Regions from separate parts of the Homo sapiens genome. Here region 2 is linked to region 1. A link is a contact called in ENCODE Hi-C or POLR2A ChIA-PET data. All regions are on one chromosome and are shown on one strand. The core of a region is the stretch at or near the end of the contact, and the rest is flanking DNA. Distances in the headings are between cores, read along the strand shown. Region 1 holds the start of KTN1 (kinectin 1). Region 2 holds the start of DDHD1-DT (DDHD1 divergent transcript).

Evidence for each region. A loop is a pair of places that touch in the nucleus more often than their neighbours do. ChIA-PET counts read pairs that join two places held with the same protein, here RNA polymerase II (POLR2A). Pooled maps may share reads with other maps.
Region 2: a loop to region 1 is called in a map of B cell, with 17 times the contacts of the local background. The contact joins the promoter of DDHD1-DT here to the promoter of KTN1 in region 1. A Hi-C loop is called at or near these places in 4 of 168 maps with a recorded cell type or tissue (B cell, CD4-positive, alpha-beta T cell, CD8-positive, alpha-beta T cell and 1 more) and 7 of 50 pooled maps. POLR2A ChIA-PET finds 5 or more read pairs at or near these places in 1 of 52 experiments (CD4-positive, alpha-beta T cell).

What each region holds. Positions count from the first base shown.
Region 1 is chr14:55,578,833-55,582,007 of GRCh38, reverse strand. KTN1 (kinectin 1) reads right to left here and starts at 1,801. Exons shown (of 44, transcript NM_001079521.2): 1 at 1,654-1,801. KTN1-AS1 (KTN1 antisense RNA 1) reads left to right here and starts at 1,916. Exons shown (of 3, transcript NR_027123.1): 1 at 1,916-2,072. RefSeq lists silencers at 483-777, 957-1,596, 1,657-1,916 and enhancers at 2,357-2,446, 2,457-2,576.
Region 2 is chr14:53,151,986-53,154,823 of GRCh38, reverse strand. It overlaps DDHD1-DT (DDHD1 divergent transcript), which reads right to left and starts at 1,470. Exons shown (of 3, transcript NR_110062.1): 1 at 1,093-1,470. It overlaps DDHD1 (DDHD domain containing 1), which reads left to right and starts at 1,501. Exons shown (of 13, transcript NM_001160148.2): 1 at 1,501-2,563. The coding sequence starts at 1,726. RefSeq lists a silencer at 1,326-1,655 and enhancers at 2,476-2,675, 2,696-2,745.

The DNA of each region.
Region 1 (3,175 bases), core at 552-3,051:
TTAGAAGAGACATTTGAAACTCAATGTTGGGGTGGGAGGGAAACTCATGAACAGACCCAGCTATTTCAGGTTAGATCCTTAAACTAAAAAAAAAGGAAAAAGGAAAAAAAAAAAGAGCCTTTTTTATCAGGCAGCACATCAAATATGAAAGTCTACTGCAAGGCATGTCTACCCAAAATACTCAAGAGTAATTTAGTGTTATTCTTGGGATCATTATCCCAAGTCTCACCAGCTTGGGATCATTATCCCAAGTCTCACCAGCAATTGCTTCGGACCAAACTGGAGACACTGTTGCCATTAGCCTGCTAGGTAAGCTAAGGAAAACAAATGCAACCTAATTTAGCAAAAATTCTAACTTTAAGTCAACTCCTATACAATTCAGAACCTTTAGTTCACCGAAGATGCTTATCTTTAGCTGGGCTGGCCATGAGTGTCTACATTTCTCAAGGCTTTCCACAAAGTCATCACACACACACACACCTTAACAGTTAACTTCAACCGTAGCTCTTTACTCAAGGCTTTCCACAAAGTCATCACACACACACACTCACACACACACACACACCTTAACAGTTAACTTCAACCGTAGCTCTTTAAGCACTACTAACTTAAATAGCGGCTAAGGAATCCGTTTGCCAACACAGTTCTGAATTTAGATTCCTCCTTCCTCCCACAGGAAAGAAGGGCCAACACTGAACAGCTTACTTTCAACCTAACCTAGTCAAGGTGCAACTGGGGCCGGCTGGGACGCCGCTGCCCGCGTCCGGGGCTGCCCACATCTAGTGCACCCAGCGCCTTCACCGCCAGCATGCGGGGCTGCACATCCCACACCAGACGTATGGCTGAGAGCCAGACGACTTCTCTAGACTTCCCGCGTAGTTTTCCGGCGAGGTCCCCAAGGCCAAAAATCTCACTTTTGGAAACTGAAGGGGTCAGGCCGAATCGCTAGGACACACCCCTCGGGGACAGGAAGGGATAACTTCGCCGGTGTCGAGAGTGGTCCATGGATTTTTCCAAAGTCCCCCCTCATGCTGCTTTCCGTGCCCAACCGCCTCCCGCCCTGACCTGGGGACTCGCAAAGGGCAGCGGGAGGGGCGCCGGGGAAGGGGGCGAGCGCCCAGACCGCCGGAGGCAGCGGCGAGGACTGGAACTCCAGCATGGCGTAAGTGTGGCCCAGCTCCGGCCCGGGGACGCCGCCGGAGACGCGCTGCCTCCGTCCACCGGCCGAGGAGGCGGTAATCCGCCTTCCCTCCCGGGGGCCCTCAGGCTTGGCTAAAAATAGGTGCCTCGGTCACCCCAGGGCCCGCTCGGGTCGACCTCGCCTTCGGGAGAGTCGTCCTTGGGGAGGGTGGGGGGTGTCCCTCGGCCGCGCCCCGGGTGCCGCGACAGAGCCGGGGTCGGGCCCAGAGCGGCCCCGCGAGGCCGAGGAGGTCCCTCCGAGCCCGCCCCCTGCGGCGTCCCGGCCCCAACAAGAGCCCCGCGGCGGCAACCGGATGCCCGAGGCCTACCCAGCGGGCGGCGTCCGGGCCCCGCGGCCGCGCCCCCCCGCCCGGCGCGGCCCTCCCGCCTGCCCCAGGACCCCGCGGCCGGCGCCGCCTCCCCCCGCGCTCCCCGCCGCCGGCGCCCGTCCCGGTGCGGCCTGCTCTCCCTCACCCTGTGCGGCCGGGAAAGGAGACCGGGAAGACGCGGCGGCGCCGGCACTACAGCCCGGGCCGCCCGCTCCGAGGCGCCGCCGCCGCCGCCGCCGCCGCCGCAGTCGCTCAGGTGCCGTCGCGCCGCTCGGCAGGAAACGGGCGGCTTCGGGGCGGGGCGGGGCGGACCCGGCACGTCCTGGCGTCTGGGCCGGCGGCGCCGGGAGACCGGCCCCTTAAAGGGACAGCCGCCGGCCCGCCTCTGCCTCCGCGCGCCTGCCCACGCGCTCCGGTACTCGCTGCTCGCGGCTGGCCGGCTCGGGATTCCGGGCTTTCTTCCCGAGACCGCGTCCCCCAGCTGGGCCGAAGGTGGACGCTCAGGGGCTGGAGGCTCAGCGGAATCCCCTGCGTTCAGTAGCCCCGCTCTCCCCTGTCCCGAAGGTTGGTCTCGTCTCGCGCGGCCCTCCCTCCAGGGCACCACCTGGCTCCCCACGCCTTTTAACTTCAGCAAACGGCACTAGATTTACCCCCTGACTATCCCAGATTTCCCCCAGAAATTACTGGAAAACGACATCCCCCGTCCCTTTCTCCAGGGGATCTCTCTGAAATCTCCTTCGGGCAACGCTAGCTACAAACGGAGAAAGAAATTAGAAAGCGACCCAAATAATGGTCGGGCGCGGTGGTTCACGCCTGTAACCCCAGTACTTTGGGAGGCCAAGGCAGGCGGATCACCTGAGGTCAGGAGTTCGAGACCAGCCTGGCCAACATATAGTAAAACCCGTCTCTGCCAAAAAAAGTACAAAAAATTAGCTGGGCATAGTGGCGCACGCCTGTAGCCCCAGCTACTTGGGAAGCTGAGACAGGAGAATCGCAGGAATCTAGGAGGCGGAGGTTGCAGTGAGCCGAGATCTCGCCACTGCACTCCAGCCTGGGCGAGAGAGTAAGACTCTCCGTTTCTCTCAAAAAAAAAAAAAAAAAAAGGAAAGAAAAGAAAGCGACCCAAATGAGTTGTGTGCAAACATTATGAAAGTGTTGTGACTGCCAGCTGGTAGCCATTTATGAAGCCGGGGTAAAAATCTAGAAACTGCTGCGCGAGGAGGGATGGGCCCGGATCTCTCCTTATTCGTTTGCTCTTTGCTGAAAGGATGGCAGCGATCCTCCCCGTCCACTGGCAAGTGAGTTTCGTGTGGATTGTTTACCGATGATCAATCTCTCACAGGAGGCCAGGCACTGCCCCACTACATGTACAAAACACTCCAAGCTGTCCGCAAATGTTATGAAGGCTTAAAATAATCCTAACGATTCCAGACTGTGGATAGAGATAGAAAAAATTAGGACTCACCACCACCACCTCGCCCTACATCTGACAAAGTGGGAACAGAAGCAGTTAAGGAATGAACAGCAGAACCGTTTCTACACCAACAGAATTTCCTGTACATGGGCTGGTTAAAAGTATCCATACTTTTTATTCTAATCATTTCTAAGTTTTCTAGAGCACCTCCAAAATACAAATGAAAACTGCGCAGTGTATAGTGGCCTGAGAT
Region 2 (2,838 bases), core at 221-2,720, 2.4 Mb after region 1:
TAGAATGAATGCTTTTACAGCTAGTAAACAGACCAAAGCCCATACCCAATATCATATGCTGCATATTGTCAATAGAAATACTGGAGGAGCAACTGGGAAGCAGGCACTCAGAAATTTTTTTTGAGTGGTAAAGAGGGTCCTGATCTTAGATGCTTTCAGTCAGAGCTGCAGTATACAGTTGGATAGGTTGTTCACTGCACAAGGTTAACCAGCTAAGGGCACTAATTGGGGCAGAAAATCCAGCCTGTATTCTACTTGACAAGCCATCAACTCCAACACCGCTCTGTATCTGCCCACAGGAAGCAATGCCTTTTTTCAAATTCCTACAAAGGCCCTGTACAAACTTCAGATAGTCTTGATTTAAATAATGACAGAGTAATAATGTCTGACAGGTTACATCTCAGGAGCAAGAAAAATTGCCCTACCAATCTGATTCCACCAGAGAGTAAAAGAAATAGTGAAGACTGTCTATTCTTAAAATGAAAACACTGAGGTTGGAGATGGTTTTTCTCTGGATTCTCAACATAGGGTGATGTGCTTACAAAATAATTTTTTTTAAATAAAAAAGACCCACATAAGGGAGCCTCTGTATTCAACTTGATCCCAGAATATGAGTTACAGAATCAGAGATGCATAAAAATCTGGAAGAAACCTTAAAGTTCATAGAATTCCATTGCTAGAAGGAACTTTAGATATCATCTGGTCCAAGAATCTTAATTTTACAGATGAGGAAACCAAAAAGATCAGGAAGATTATGTGATTTGCCTGTGGATGGTTAGCAAAGCTAAATCTAGAACCTGGTTGTTTTCTACCTCTCAATCGAACACTCTTTACCACAGCTGGTTGGACTTGACATCATTATAATCAACTAAGACTGATTGCGCACCCACTGTGTGGGAGAGGCTGACATGGACTTGGTTTCCATCAAGGGCCTAGCAATGAGGTTGAGAAAACAGGAAATCCAAGCATCAAAAGATAAGTAATAATATGAGATGGCATATGAAGCAAGGTTTAGATTCCAGTTTCCCAGTGGGAGTGGTGACACCAAGGTGAGTGATGGGTGTGGGGTGGAGTGCCCTCGTATCCACCCACCTATGCGTCCTGGTTCTGTCTGGAGGCACCAGGGCCAGGTGACAAAACGTCCAGGCGAGGCCGCAGTAGGGCCTAAGGTCAAAAAGAGCAATGCTGAATCCTACATCCTGGGGCCCTCCTAACACGTAGCTTAAGGCTCTGGGCTCATGACCCACATTGTAAGGATGAGTGGGGTAAAGCCTATCCACATCTGGGCTGTGAATTCCAGAAGCGGGGGACCGAGGCAGCTGTGCATGAAGACCGCAAGGAAGGAGGAAGGGAGCCGAGGAGGCCCAAGAGCGGCGGGCGACCTGACACCACCCTGCCCTCCCAGCCAGAGGGGCAGGGGGGAACCCCGCGCGCGGCGCCGGTGCAGCCCGGGCTTCCGGGGCGGCGCACGCGGCCGGGGGGCGGGGCGGGGGCCGAAGCACCGCCTACGTCGGGCTGCGTGACAATGGGGCCGGCGGCAGAACGCAGCTGCGGCGGCTGCGGGTCTCGTGGGGGCGGAGCGGTCGCCGCTGCCGCCGCAGCTCGGGTCGGGATTTGAAAGATTAGAAACTTCGGGTGGAGAGGGCGGCGGCGTTGAATGTGTGGCGGAAGCGCTGGGGGTCACGGCTCCGCGCGCCGCCGGACAGCCGGCGGCGTCTCCACAGCATGAATTACCCGGGCCGCGGGTCCCCACGGAGCCCCGAGCATAACGGCCGAGGCGGCGGCGGCGGCGCCTGGGAGCTGGGCTCAGACGCGAGGCCAGCGTTCGGCGGCGGCGTCTGCTGCTTCGAGCACCTGCCCGGCGGGGACCCGGACGACGGCGACGTGCCCCTGGCCCTGCTGCGCGGGGAACCCGGGCTGCATTTGGCGCCGGGCACCGACGACCACAACCACCACCTCGCGCTGGACCCCTGCCTCAGTGACGAGAACTATGACTTCAGCTCCGCCGAGTCGGGCTCCTCGCTGCGCTACTACAGCGAGGGTGAGAGCGGCGGCGGCGGCAGCTCCTTGTCGCTGCACCCGCCGCAGCAGCCTCCGCTGGTCCCGACGAACTCGGGGGGCGGCGGCGCGACAGGAGGGTCCCCCGGGGAAAGGAAACGTACCCGGCTTGGCGGCCCGGCGGCCCGGCACCGCTATGAGGTAGTGACGGAGCTGGGCCCGGAGGAGGTACGCTGGTTCTACAAGGAGGACAAGAAGACCTGGAAGCCCTTCATCGGCTACGACTCGCTCCGCATCGAGCTCGCCTTCCGGACCCTGCTGCAGACCACGGGTGCCCGGCCCCAGGGCGGGGACCGGGACGGCGACCATGTGTGCTCCCCCACGGGCCCAGCCTCCAGTTCCGGAGAAGATGACGATGAGGACCGCGCCTGCGGCTTCTGCCAGAGTACGACGGGGCACGAGCCGGAGATGGTGGAGCTTGTGAACATCGAGCCTGTGTGCGTGCGGGGCGGCCTCTACGAGGTGGATGTGACCCAAGGAGAGTGCTACCCGGTGTACTGGAACCGTGAGTAGCGGGCCGGGGTTAGGGCAGGACGGGCTGCCCCTGCATGGGCCGATGCGCACCGGTGTGGGTTTGGGACTGGTCGCCGCGAAGAGGGAGGCGCGTGAGGCCTGGCGTTTGGCTGGGGCAGGATGGAGATTGAGCAGGGAGCGTCGGCAGCTGAAGGGTAAACGAGCAGATGGCAAAACCCAAGCTGCCTGGGGTCAGGAGGACTGGATACCTTCGGGGGTAGCGCCTCCTGGGTGAGCCGGGTGCTGCTGCCATCCCCTGGAAGTGAT